Linked DNA regions of Homo sapiens: region 1 is linked to region 2. Evidence: chromatin contacts called from ENCODE Hi-C or POLR2A ChIA-PET data. All regions are on one chromosome and are shown on one strand. The core of a region is the stretch at or near the end of the contact, and the rest is flanking DNA. Distances in the headings are between cores, read along the strand shown.

Region 1 (6,543 bases), core at 67-2,566, 140 kb after region 2:
AGCTTATAGCTAATTATTTGAGTGACCTTGGCCAAGTTGTTCATCCAGTTTTAGTCTCAATCTCCCCATGTGTAAAGTGAAAATAATAATAGTATCTACCTGGCCTGGCGTGGCGGCTTATGCCTATAATCCCAGCCCTTTGGAAGACCGAGGCTAGTGGATCCCTTGAGCTCAGGAGTTCAAGACCAACCTGGGCAATTTAGCAAGACCTCATCTCTACTGAAAAACAAAAAACAAAAAAACTCCCCCAAAATTAGCCAAGTGTGCTGGTGTGCACCTGTAGTCCCAGCTACTCGGAAGGCTGAGGTGGGAGAATCGCTTGAGCCAGGAAAGACGAGGCTGCAGTGAGCTGTGATTGCACCACTGCACTGCAACCTGAGCAACAGAGCGATACCTTGTTTCTGTTAAAACAAACAAACAAACAAAATAGTATCTACCTTATAGGATCATGGTGAAGATTTAATGAGATTTTATATGAATAGCACTTAACAGTTCCTGGTACTGATAGTAGTAAGCACTACACACACACACACACACACACACACACACACACACACAGAGCACAGAATGAGTTAGAGGTAAAGTGAAAACTAAACCCCAAGTTTTCTGACCCTCAGTCTCCTCGACTTTCTACCACATCTCTCTGCTTCTCTCCTAGGTGCCTAGGCATGGGTTCAGTGCTCACTACTTGTTGAATGAATGACTGAGGTTGTGTGTAAGGGGGTAGATCTAGGGATCTGAGGTCTGTGGAGTTCCTGGGATGCCTGCTCTGGAAAATGGAGGCTTTCATCCTGTGAGTTGGGAGGGTGTGGGGCAGTGTGGGTTGGCTGGACCAGCTGTTGCTTCAGAGCTCCATGCCTGGAGAGTTGGGCCTCTAGGCAGAGCTGAGGGCCCAGAGTGGCTCTCAGCTTAAAGGATCTTGGCTTAGAAGGAATGTGCAGTGGGCTGCCTCTGCTCGGGAGGGGCTAAAAAAAGCCTCACCCTCCCCTGGGCTTTGTGTGAGGCTTATCAACTGCTCAAGTCAGCTCATCTCTCTGGCTGCTCCGGCATATTTGAGAAGGTCTGTTTCCCTGGTCCTTCTGGGTTTCCACCAATTGGCAAGAAGGGATCAGCCTGTCCTAGAGGTGAAGAGAGAGCTGTGGCATGAAGGGGAGGGGGCTGGTGGCCCCAAACCTGGTGACAATACACAGTTGTCAGCTGTACCCTGCTGGCGTTTCTTCCTTTTATAGTCAGCAGCAGTTGCTCTTGCTTTCACCCAGCCCCTCTGTGGGGGCTCCTGCCCAGGATAAAAGGGAAGGGAGGCAGCCCAGGCTCCTATCTCATCTCCCAGACGCCACGTCTCTCGGTTTCTTCTTAGATCACTCCTCTGCCAAAGATCCCAACAAGACAACATGGCTCCCAAGAAGCCTGAGCCTAAGAAGGAGGCAGCCAAGCCAGCTCCAGCTCCAGCTCCAGCCCCTGCACCAGCCCCTGCCCCAGCTCCTGAGGCTCCCAAGGAACCTGCCTTTGACCCCAAGAGTGTAAAGGTAAGTGAGGCTCAGCCATTGGGATAGAGGTGGGGATGACATTGAGAGTCCTTTTGCTCTGGAGCTTAGCGATCTACTTTATGTGGGCTGGACTGGGATGAGGACTAGGGTGTCCATGCCCCAGATCGCAGTCCCATGGGGCAGTGGAGTGGGTGTTGGGGCTGATGAGGGGGAGATTGAGTCATAAACCTTTTCCGTCAAGAATGAGGTGCTGCTTTGAGGGAGCCCTGTCCTGCTACCCTAGATTTGTGCAGCTAAGTTGGGAATGGGGGGAGGTACAACCAACCATCCATCCACCCTTTTATAAGGCATTATGAGGACCACCATAGCAAAGTAAAACAGACTAGCCTTTTCCTAGGAGGTAGTGGGATATCTTTATGGAGAACAGACAGATCATGGCAGCTGCCAGTGTAACTTGGAGTAAGTGATATAAACAGTCAGGGAATATCCTCCCTGTGCATGGCAGTTTGGGAAAGGCTTCACTCACAAACACTCTTACGGCAGGTGAGGGCAGGGTGGGAAGGAGGTTGTGGTTAAGGTAAGAGGAGCCCGGATTCCTCTCTCTCTTTCCTTACCCAGACGGGCCTTTCCTTCTGTGGCCTTAGCCTGGGTTCCTATCTGTAGCATGCAGAGGACTGGCCCACCCTGGGCTGAGACCCTCTCTCCAACCGGGTCAGGAAGCTGGGCCTGGTTCCTTTGCCCCACCCTGCTCTCCTCACACAAAACATTCCTCTCCCTGGAGCTGGTGTGGGCCCTGCATGCTGACTCAGTCATTTTAGACCTCCCAGCTCTCTGGCCCAGCTGCTGAAGGAATGGAACTGGTGGGAGAGGGGTGGGCTGAAGAGGGAGGGGGCCAGAGACCTCTGAAGAGGAGCAGTTTTAAGCCTTGGCACCAGAGTGGAAAAGGTCAAGTGGCTACTGGTATGAAGAGCTATTAATAACAGGTTGGGAGTGCTGAGCCCCCAGGGATCTCAGCCTTAGGACAGGGCTGGGGGTGGTGAGGGATCAGGTCAAAATAAGAGCACAGGACAAGGTTCTGTGACAAGCAGGCAGGGAAATTAAAACCCAGAGCTCTAATTGTATGACCTCCCTGCCCTCTGAGAATTCCTCTCATACCCACAGCCGGGATAACCCTACAAGTATTATGCCAAAGACCCAGTCCCCGCAAGGGACAGGAACTGCTTAGCCAAGAGATGGAGGCAATTGTCCCTTTTCTGAGCTTGGTTATGGCTCACTCTGGGGAAACTGAGGCTACTGTAGGACCCTGAAAACACCTGCAGGTTTTCTAGGTCATACATCACTCCATTTACAAGCTGAGCCTGGCAGGAAAAGCTGACTATTTCACCCTTCAGGATCCCTCCTCGCCTTTATTTCTGATTTGTTCCCATAAAGCACTGTGCCTTTGGGTGGGTTGCCAGGCCTTGTCCCTGGTGTCTGGGCAACAGCTGCCTAGTGGCATCAAACTGGTGTCCTTCCCTTGGCCTGTCACTTCTTTCATTCACTCTCCTCTCTCAATTTCTCACCCGTGAGAAATTGCACCCCTGGTTGCAATCCTCTTTTCCATATCTGCATCTTCATGGGGGTTGTTGAAGTTGCTTTGAAGTAGAAAAAAAATAGGTATCTTTTATGAGAGACATTTTCCCTATTATTGTGTTATACTTACCCAGTTCCTTTGATTAGAAGGTTCTTTACTCCAAGACAGAAGAGAAGCCAGATGAGGTGATTCATGTTTATAATCCCAGCCCTTTGGGAGGCTGAGGCGGGAGGGTAATTTGAGGCCAGGCATTTGAGTCCAGCCTGGGCAACATGGCAAGATCCTTGTCTCTACAAATAAATAAATAAATTATAAAAAAGATTCGAAGATAGAACAGAAGCAAACTTAAGCCCAGTGTGTGTAGTTAGGACCACGTCTATTGAGATTTTAAGTTTTTACATTAATTGCTCTTACATGTTTATTCCTGGTTCTTAAAGCATTGTAAAGTAAGGCAAACTGTGCCTTTTCCTCAGAGAGTGAATGCAGAGCATCCTTCACCCCATCTAGGGGGTTCCTTTAACTTTCTGACCACCCCCTACTTTTGGCAGTCTATTCCTAGCCACAACTAGTTTTCTTTCCAACCCAGTTAACTCCCCACTGCCCCAACCTATCCCCAGCTCATGGCTGCCATATCTGGGTCCTCATGAATGGAGGTCAGTTCTCGGAGATGAGACAGGATGGGCACAGCACAAGCAGCAGCAGAATTAGGACTAGGAATGACGGCACTTGAAGAAGAGGCTCCAGGATTGGAACCACCACCAGTGGAGAGGGGATGGGATGGGATGGGGTGGGGTGGGGTGCATAAGGACCACGAGGTAACATACAAGATCTTAAATCAAAATGATGACTTGGGCTGGGTGTGGTGGCTCACGCCTGTAATCTCAGCACTTTGGGAGGTCGAGGCAGGTGGATCACCTGAGGTCAGGAGTTCGAGGCCAGCCTAGCCAACATGGTGAAACCCTGTCTCTACTAAAAATACAAAAATTAGCTGGGCGTTATGGCGGGTGCCTGTAATCTCAGCTACTGAGGCAGAAGAATCGCTTGAACTTGGGAGGCGAAGGTCGCAGTGAGCCAAGATCACACCATTGCACTCCAGCCTGGGTGACAAGTGCGAAACTCCATCTCAAAAAATAAGAATAAAAAATAAAATAAAATGATGACTTATGCTTGGCCATTGTCATTCACTCTCCTCTTCTGTACTCAGCATTAAATTACTATGCATTATATGGGGGAAATCTAAAATGTATTACTTCATTCAACAAATGTTTTTCAGTGCCTACTATGTACTGAGCATTTCAGTGAACAATAACAAGAATCCTTGCCTGAGGGAGCAGTGGCTTCAAGGAGACAGAGTGCACGTAAAGGCATGACTGGAAACAATTAGGAAGCGTGGAGGGCCCATGCCAATTGCTCTTGCTGTCCCAGAGTGCCTAAGAGTGTGTCAGAAGACAAAATTAGAAGGCATTTTAGTTTAAAGATCTGAATTGGCTTTTATGTTTGAGTCTAGAATCTGGCAACAATGAGCCGAGCAGAGGAGGTGGTATTATAGACAAAGAAAGGCTGAGGTAAGCAGAAATGAGAGCAAAATGCAAATTGTTCATTGCAAAGTTACTTTTCTTGTAAAGGTTAAAGCAGATGGCACTTTCTTATCAAGCTGGCTGAAACTGTCATGTTTGGGGATTTGGCTATTATCTCTTATTTTCCTGATTTCTTGGAAAATCAGATGAACAACTTAGTTTCAGCTTGGTGACATGGAACTTCAGCATGAGTGAATCTATTTTGGTTTGGTCTGTTGGTCCTAGTGTAGGAGCTCAGTACAAACCAACGGCCTCTTATAAATTGTACTTAACGAGGGATATGTGCTGAAGGAGGGGTTGGAGTGGGATGCGGTGTGGGAAGCCTTCATTGAAGGGAGTGGATTTAAAATCAGAATCAAATAGAAAGAGCAGTCCGAGTGTGGGGAGTGGTGGTGCCCAAAGAGGGCAGAAGTGCAGCTTGTCAGAGGACTATGGACTAGGAAGAGATTGAAGGGGCAACAGTGAGGGCAGTTTGTGGGTGGCTAGGATGAAGAATTTACCTCAGACCCGGAGGCATTACAATAGGCAGTCCGTGTACGTTCTAGAATTATCCAGGGAATTTTTCTTTCCCTTTCGCTCTTACCTGGAGCCATCACTTAATAAGCGGTATTGAGAGAGCTTTGGAGTCTGCATTACAGTTGTCCCTCGTTATCTGTAGGGGATTAGTTCCAGGACCCCCACGGATACCAAAATCTGAGGATGCTCAAGTCTCCTATATAAAGTTTGCATATTTGCATATAATCTACACACAACCTCCTGTATAATTTAAATCATCTCTAGGTTACTTATAATACCTAGTACAATGTGAATACTATGTGATAGTTGTTATGTATTTTTTGTATTATATTTTATTTTCGTGTGGTTATTTATTGTTTTCTGAATATTTTCAATCCAGAGTTGGTTGAACCTGGGGAGGAGGGCCGACGGTATTTTATAGCCTGTCAGTTGTGGCTCATTCATCAGGAGACTTGTGTTTTACCCTTAGCACAAGTCACCTTCCCTGCTTATCAGTGGCCTGCTGGAGGTGGCCATACTGCATTGGAAGCCACTTCTGCTTCTACTTCCCTTTGGGGGGCCTTTACAACTGCTTTTAGCAATCCAAGCCCTCACTACTATTTCCCTCCCTACAGATAGACTTCACTGCCGACCAGATTGAAGGTGAGTATGGACAACCCCACCTCTCCGTCTCTATTGCACTTTCCTGGAGGAGGAGGAGGAGGAGGAAGAAGAGGAGGAGTAGTTGTCCTCATGGTAATAGTAATCACTGTCATCATCATAGCAAACCTATATTGAGCATCTACCATGTGTCAGGCATAGTCCTAGGCACTTTATATGGATTAACTCCTTTAATTCTCATAACAACACCATGAGGTAGAAATTGTTACCTCCCCCATTTTACAAGTGATAAACTGAGACACATAGAGATTGGGTGACTTGCCCAGTCTCACATGGCAGTCAGCAGTAGAGCTAAGATTCAAACTCAGGCAATCTGATTCCAGATCTGTTTCCTCAACTACTCTGCCAGACTGCTTGGAGCATAGTAGATGCTTAACAAAAGTTAGTGCCTTTTTTTCTTGGCCCCAAAGATCTATCTAAGATATTTGGAAGCCCTCATTTCTGTTCCCATTATTGGAAAGCCCTCCTTAGTTTACCAGCTTCCCCTCTTCCCACCATGAAGTCTGCCAATATGCTAACCCACTAATGGTGGCAGGGCCAATGAAATGTTTTATCATGTGATGCTCTGTGTCCCCAGCTGTAAAGCAGGACTCAATGTCATTGCAGCGTATCCCTCTGTTTCCTCCACCAAACGCCTCTAGGACATAAAATTATAGGAATTGGAAGGGACCTTGAAAAATCACCTAATCCAACCCCCTCATTTTAAGCACATACTCTCTTTTAAAACTTA
Region 2 (6,399 bases), core at 1-2,500:
CTTGGAAGATGGGAGGCTGGATGGCTCTTGGGAGCAGACCCGCAGGGTACTACTGCACTTCAGGAAATAGCAGAGAGAGTTTGGTACAGTTTACTATCCTAGGCTGTAGGATTTTGAAAAGGAGATACCATGTCGTCTATGTCTTGTTGATTAGAAGACTATTTGAGTGGAAAGTGGATAACCTGGACCTCTGGTTCACCGTGCGCACAAGTGTAACAGTTGTTTTTGTTTAAAGAGTGAACGGAATATTTCATTTATTTTAGCCAGGCATTTATATTTTGATGTCTTGTTGTTTGCCTTAGGTTTTTTACTTTTACTATAGAGACTTTGGTTTTGTTATTTGGTAAGAGAGGAGTGATAACTAAACAGGCATTAAAAGTAATAATTTGAGGTGAGTTAGATTTAGTTACATTAATAAGATGGGAAGTAGTTGAAGGAGAGAAAAGATAGATAAAGTTTTTTTAGTTTTAATTTGGTAGGGCTTGACCCTGGAGCAATGGCCTATGACTTTTATGGTGATGACATTTTCTCGACTTGGGTACGACGTGTTAATTTATTTTTTTGCTGTGCGAATGGCAGTCTTGGTGGTCAGCAGCTTAAGGTAGGTTTCTTCCTAGGCTGGCTTGCATTTTTCTTTTTTTTACATCTTTCGATAAGGACGTGGTTTTCAAGCTGGTGCTGGTGTACTGGAAATGTTAGGGGTGGTACCTGTGCTAAAAGGCTTTTAGTTTTGAGGGAAGGGAAAGTGGAAAATAAGTATATAATTTTTGAGAAACTGATTTTTTGTTTTAAATGTGGGGACATTAGCAGTAGAATGTAAGTAAGGCAAACTATAGGTATTTTTTGGTCTATAAGTCCTTAGTGCCTTCTTAAGTTTTTTTTTTTTTAACTTTTTCTTATGTTGCTTTTGAAGGAAACTTTGGGGTTTTTTCTTAGAACTTTGTACATCTTGGGGCTTGAGGCCCCATAGTGACACCTCCAACTCCTTCCCCGCTGAGCGCTGCCTAGGGGACGCGGCGGCCTGGCTCCCCTTAAGGTCTTGGCCTCCCTGTGGCCTTTATTGCTCCCTTGCGTTGTGGCCTTAGGGATGAGTGGCCCTGTGACTTACCTGGCAGCCCTCGGACCTTGCTCCTGCCCAAGCCCCTGCCGTTGGGCCCCGGTGTTGGGTTCGGTTGTGCTGTCTAACGGCTGCCTGGCCCCCTCCCCCCTCCCCTGTACAGGAAGTGTCTGTTGGCGGCTAGGTCCCCCACCAGATGGCTCATGCTGTGGCCACTCTAGGAGCAGCTGGAGGTGGAAACTCGTTGGTATTAACCCTGTGCTGGAGGGCCCTTAATGGGTTTTTTGATGCAATTGGAACAAGATTTATTTATTTTTTATACGGGGCTTAGATAACATTTCTCTTTGGTTTAGCAATATTTATTTTCATTTGGAAAATTTTTAGCACCTATTTTTATTAGTTTTTAGAATAAAGAAAGTCAAACATCATTTTATGTTTGATAATGTTTCCTGTATGATTTTATAAGAGATAAGTTAAATTTTACCTTTATATTAGTGTACTATTAATGTTAAACTACATTTTAATAAAACCTTGTAGATATTATTTAATTTTAACGTTTGACTATAAGGTAAGATTTTTATAGATTCTTTTTAACCCTTTATAATTTTTGTTAAAGAGCAGGTTAGTGCTTTAAGAAAAACCTATTGTGCTTTTATTTTTATGTTCAGTTCATAGAAAAACTGGATGATACCCCTTTAACTTTAGCCGATATGTTTATACACAGAATTTTTTTTATAATTAACATTTTAAAACTTGCTTAAACTTTTAAAACAAATTTTTTTGACCTTTTAATGTAGGTAAGAATTCAAATTTTTATGCCTCTTTATAATCCTTTTATTAAAAGTGTATTTTATTTTCCTTATACACCTTGCACATAAACTTAATAGTTTTACATTTAGGAGGCCAAATTAGTTTTAAATTATATAATATGTTTTGCATAAATTCTTTTTATAGCATTTTTTATGACTTTTACAGATAATTTTTGACATGCCTTAACATTTTGCCTTCCTTTTATACTATTTATTTTTTTAGTATTATCCTTTTTTCAAAATTTCTGTTTTTTCCAATCTTTCTTATTTTTTCCATTTCTCTATTTGCGTTCTTTTTTTTTTTTCTTTCTGTCATTTCCTGGTTTCTTCCTCATTCCCGAGTTCTCCTGCTCCTGCAGCTGGCAGGCCGGGCAACGGCATGGGTACTGCCCCTGCGCACGCACTGCCGTCCATCTCTTTTGTTTTTTTCTGATTTTCCTTTTTAGTTTTTCCCTTCTCTCCTCACACTTACTTTTTTGGGCTGGGTGGGATTTGCGCAGCCGTAGTCCAGCCCCAGGAAGTTGGTGCCCTGTTGAGCTCACCGCTTTCTTCTGGATAACTCCGATCTCAGCCTTATTCCAAGTCTTAACAGTGTCTTCTCATCCTTAGTCTCCTAGCCACTGTATACCTTCTTTTCCGTCTCCTGCCGTCCTGAGGACACCCCATCCCTAAGTCTTTGCTAAACTGTCCTGAACTCTTACTGCCTCCTTTCCTACCACCCTCACCCAATCTTGTTAAAAAATGACATCTCCGTGTCCTTTCACCCCCGCTGACACCACCGCATGTCTTTACCCCAACTCTGCGTCCATTGCTTCCCTCGACCCCACTCCCATTCAACCTGAGAACTTAGTGCAGAGTCTCCTTCCACCAGCTGCCCCTCAACAGCCAAATGTAGGTGCTCACTCAGACCCACAGTTAGAGACTGAGCAGCATGATTGGTGGGTGCAGGGGCTCAGGTGGTAAATAAGGGTGGAGGAGCAGTGGGCTCTCCCCAACTCTTGGGTCAGCCGGGGTTTTTCCTGGCATCTGGTCTCCTGCACCTGTCCTCAGGGATTGTGTTTCTGGCATTCATATTAAATGACTTGTGCTGGCTGCTGGAATGGTAGGTATCATTCAAATATCTGGAAGGTGAGAGATGGCCACTCACTCAGCTCACTTAGCACAGAATGATGGAAGCTGCCCCTTCCTTCTGGTTGGTGTTCTTGCCCTGGAGAGCCTCTGGGAAGTTCTGTGTGGTGTTGGCTGTGGTCACAGAATATTGTTCATGTTTCTTTTCCTGGCATTTGTAAGGGCCTCTCCCTGCCAGAGCTGATGGCAGATCAATCCTGATGCCAAATTCAGGGGATGTGATGGGTGCCAGAGGCAATGTTACCTGTTGTGAAGAGTATAGGTGAGTAGGTCCTGGGGAGGCTGAGGCCTAGGTGGGTACAGAGGCTCTTGAATGGCTTTCTTTTCTTATAAGTGCTGGATCATTGACTTTTGGCCATCTGGGTTCCATGAACACAGGGAACCATGTTATCTCAGAGTAGCTGAGGCAGAAGGACATTCCAGAGGCACCCAAGTCCCATGCTAGCATTTAGTTTCCTGGGGGCTTTTTGGTACACATGTTCTCTGAATCCTGAGGACCTGGCATCAGATGGGTGGGCCATTTGACCACAGTTTTAAAGGGCCCCAAAGAACCTTGTCTCTGCTTGCCATTTATAGTCTTATTCCGTTGAAAAAATGAATGCTGTTTACCTTCAATGTCCTCCCATTAGTATATTTAAGTTGGTTTCAGCCTTATTGGCAGCTTGACTTAATGGAAGGAGCTCCACAGTCATCTTAACACTTCAGAGTTATATACCCCAACTTCCCACAGTGTGTGAAATGGAGATACCTGCCCCGTGCCTCATTTTTATTTTATTAATCAATTCATTCAACAGCTTATTTTTTGAGCACCAGTGTGTGCCAAACACTGGTGAATGGGTCAGGCAATGGTCCTGTTTTCATTCAGAGTTTGGTCCTTGTTAGAATCCTCTGGGATATGGGACAAGAATATAGAGAAGATTCTGCCCTCATCCACTAGCCCTGAGTCTGGGAATCACAAGCTAGAAGTTTCTCACCCTTCATCTGGTATTTAATTACTTCAAAGCTCCAACCCCCACCACCCCACCCATCACAGAAATCCAACTTTCCTCAGGTGGACAGAGGTGCGGTTTCCTCAGTCAGCACTCACATGCCTGAAAGATCAGCTGCCTTTCTGAATCAGAGGGTAACTTTGTCATTCTTTTCCAATTGAAAAAACGTGACTCATCAATTGGTACAGCAGTTGGATGGCTTAAAGCCAGGCTGTGGCTCTGAACAGCCAGGTACACAATTCAGGCAGTGGAGAGAAGGCCGTAGGGAGTGGCTGAGAAGTCCCTCAAGAGAAGAGGTTGCTGTTCACTGATGGTAGAGTGTTTTGAGAGTGGTGAAACCAGGTTATCCCTTTCTTCTTTTAACGTAAGTCTCATCCAAGTCACTCTCTTTTTTTGCTTCCTTGATCTCTGGAGGAAGTGAAATTGGACATATAGAGAAGGCCAGGCAGTATAATGCAGGAAACCAACTGGAACTGTTCCTTCCTAACTATGTTGGAACATTTAAGAAAGTATAGCTCTGAGACTTCAGGAGCATTGGTAGGACCTGGTCTCAGCTGGTTGGGGCTATAAATCTGATTGGCAGAACTGTTTCATGTTGGTTTCTGACCTTCTGTGATGAAATGGAGCTTCCGAGTACCTCTGAGGAGGAAGTAATAGTTTGCCTGAAATTCTTTGAGCCAAAGACCTGAGGCCATTTGGTCCAGGGGAAGATGCGGGAGTTGGGATGAAGAAACCATATGTTTCTTTGACATATTTTGGAATGGCCCTGCAAAGCCATCTCTTGTGGGGGAAATTTATATCCTGCAGACTCCCTTCCCTTTCTAGGCCTTTTCCTGATCTAGGAGAGATTTAACTAAGAGTCTGACACTTTTTAGGGTCTGATAAGAGACCATCTGTCATCTCCCATGTGATGATAGACCAGTCAGGTTGGAGTTGGTATCTTAATTGCTGAGAGTCTGTTCTGTCAGTCTTAGGATTCTGTTTTAATGTTAATGCTGGTCAGTTGTGTCTAAGCTCCAAAAGGGAGAGGCTAGGATGAGGCATGGCCCACGCCCCACTTCCTGTCATGGCCTACGCCCCACTTCCTGTCATGGCCTGAACTCAGTTTTTAGGTTTTTTCAAAATCCCTTTGGCCAAGAGGGGGTTCATTCAGGCAGTTGGGAAGCTTAGAATTTTATTTTTGGTTTACAGCACTCACTCAGGAATTGGGTTTTTCTAGGGCTGGGGTTGGCTTCCTCCTGGGGGCTGGTGGTGGAGTCAGGCCACTTATTAGCCCTGGGACCTCAGGAACTTCCTTGACCTGGGTCAGCTGCCATTTCCTTATCTGTCAGGTGGAGACAATAAAACAGCACTCCTAGGGTCCTTAGGAGGAACATAAATTAGGCAATATATGTAAAGAGAACTGAGCCCATTTAACTTTTCTTGGTTTTGTTAACTTCTTTTTTTTTTTTTTTTTTTTTTTGAGACGGAGTCTCTCTGTCCCCCAGGCTGGAGTGTAGTGGCACGATCTTGGCTCACTGCAACCTCCACCTCCCAGTTTCAAGCGATTCTCCTGCCTCAGCCTCCTGAGTAGCTGGGACTACAGGGTGCGCCACCATGTCGGCTAATTTTTGTATTTTTAGTAGAGACGGGGTTTCACCATGTTGGTCAGGCTGGTCTTGAACTCCTGGTCTCGTGATCTGCCCACCTCAGCCTCCCAAAGTGCTCACAGGTGTGAGCCACTGCGCCCGGCCGGTTTTGTTAACTTCTTTATGCGGTGATTGTTTGAGAGCTGAGAGACAGCCATCACCTTTCCCGGCGTTCCCCTGATGCTCAGCCAGGCATTTGGGACAGATTTGTTTACGTGTGAATGTGCCTCCCTAGCCCAGGTCTGTCCAAGTTGCTGGGGTGGGGCCAAGCCAGCCAGCAGTCCCCTCAGGCACAGGCCAAAGTCCCCACCCCACCCCACCACAGCCCACCCATTCCCAGGAGGAAGCTGGCAGCCCTGAGGGATTTAACCACTCACTGATTTCAACTCTTCCTGCATACCCATTTAGGCGATGACATTCTTGGTCTGTACACTTAGGTGGCCACATCCACTGGGATGACAGATACCAGGTACAACATATCAGGTACAGGTACATATCAGGCCTCGTGACAGGCATTTTACACATTCTCCATCTGAGAGGTCTGAGCATGCCTACCTGGTTAGTGGCAAACTGCGATGAGACCTCATGGTCATCCCGGTTAGACACGTCCCTGTCTGTGCTGCTCAAGCCAGACCCTCGAAGCCTAAAGGAGAAGCAGAAGTGTTTCCCTTTCAAAGTCATTCCAGTCGTACTTTTTAACTACTGAGGTGACAGATGTTGGACTGGGACAGGAATGAGGGGTGGGGGGAGGGTGCTGCAGGACTCAGCCCCTGAATGTGACTTGTGAA

What was found. A loop is a pair of places that touch in the nucleus more often than their neighbours do. ChIA-PET counts read pairs that join two places held with the same protein, here RNA polymerase II (POLR2A). Pooled maps may share reads with other maps.
Region 1: a loop to region 2 is called in a map of posterior cingulate gyrus, with 2.4 times the contacts of the local background. The contact joins the promoter of MYL4 here to the enhancer-like site in region 2. A Hi-C loop is called at or near these places in 1 of 168 maps with a recorded cell type or tissue (posterior cingulate gyrus) and 6 of 50 pooled maps. POLR2A ChIA-PET finds 5 or more read pairs at or near these places in 4 of 52 experiments (K562, MCF 10A, activated CD4-positive, alpha-beta memory T cell and 1 more).

What each region holds. Positions count from the first base shown.
Region 1 is chr17:47,208,032-47,214,574 of GRCh38, forward strand. MYL4 (myosin light chain 4) reads left to right here and starts at 1,317. Exons shown (of 7, transcript NM_002476.2): 1 at 1,317-1,526; 2 at 5,768-5,795. The coding sequence starts at 1,392.
Region 2 is chr17:47,066,306-47,072,704 of GRCh38, forward strand. It overlaps LOC101927060 (a long non-coding RNA gene), which reads right to left. Exons shown (of 9, transcript XR_243711.6): 2 at 6,167-6,254. Among named protein-coding and RNA genes, the nearest start is that of RPRML, 90 kb to the left of the region's middle. RefSeq lists enhancers at 1,844-2,345, 2,346-2,845. Within about 2 kb of position 1,251, at least 38 of the 41 ENCODE cell types and tissues checked have a DNase peak (open chromatin) inside an H3K27ac peak, as active enhancers do.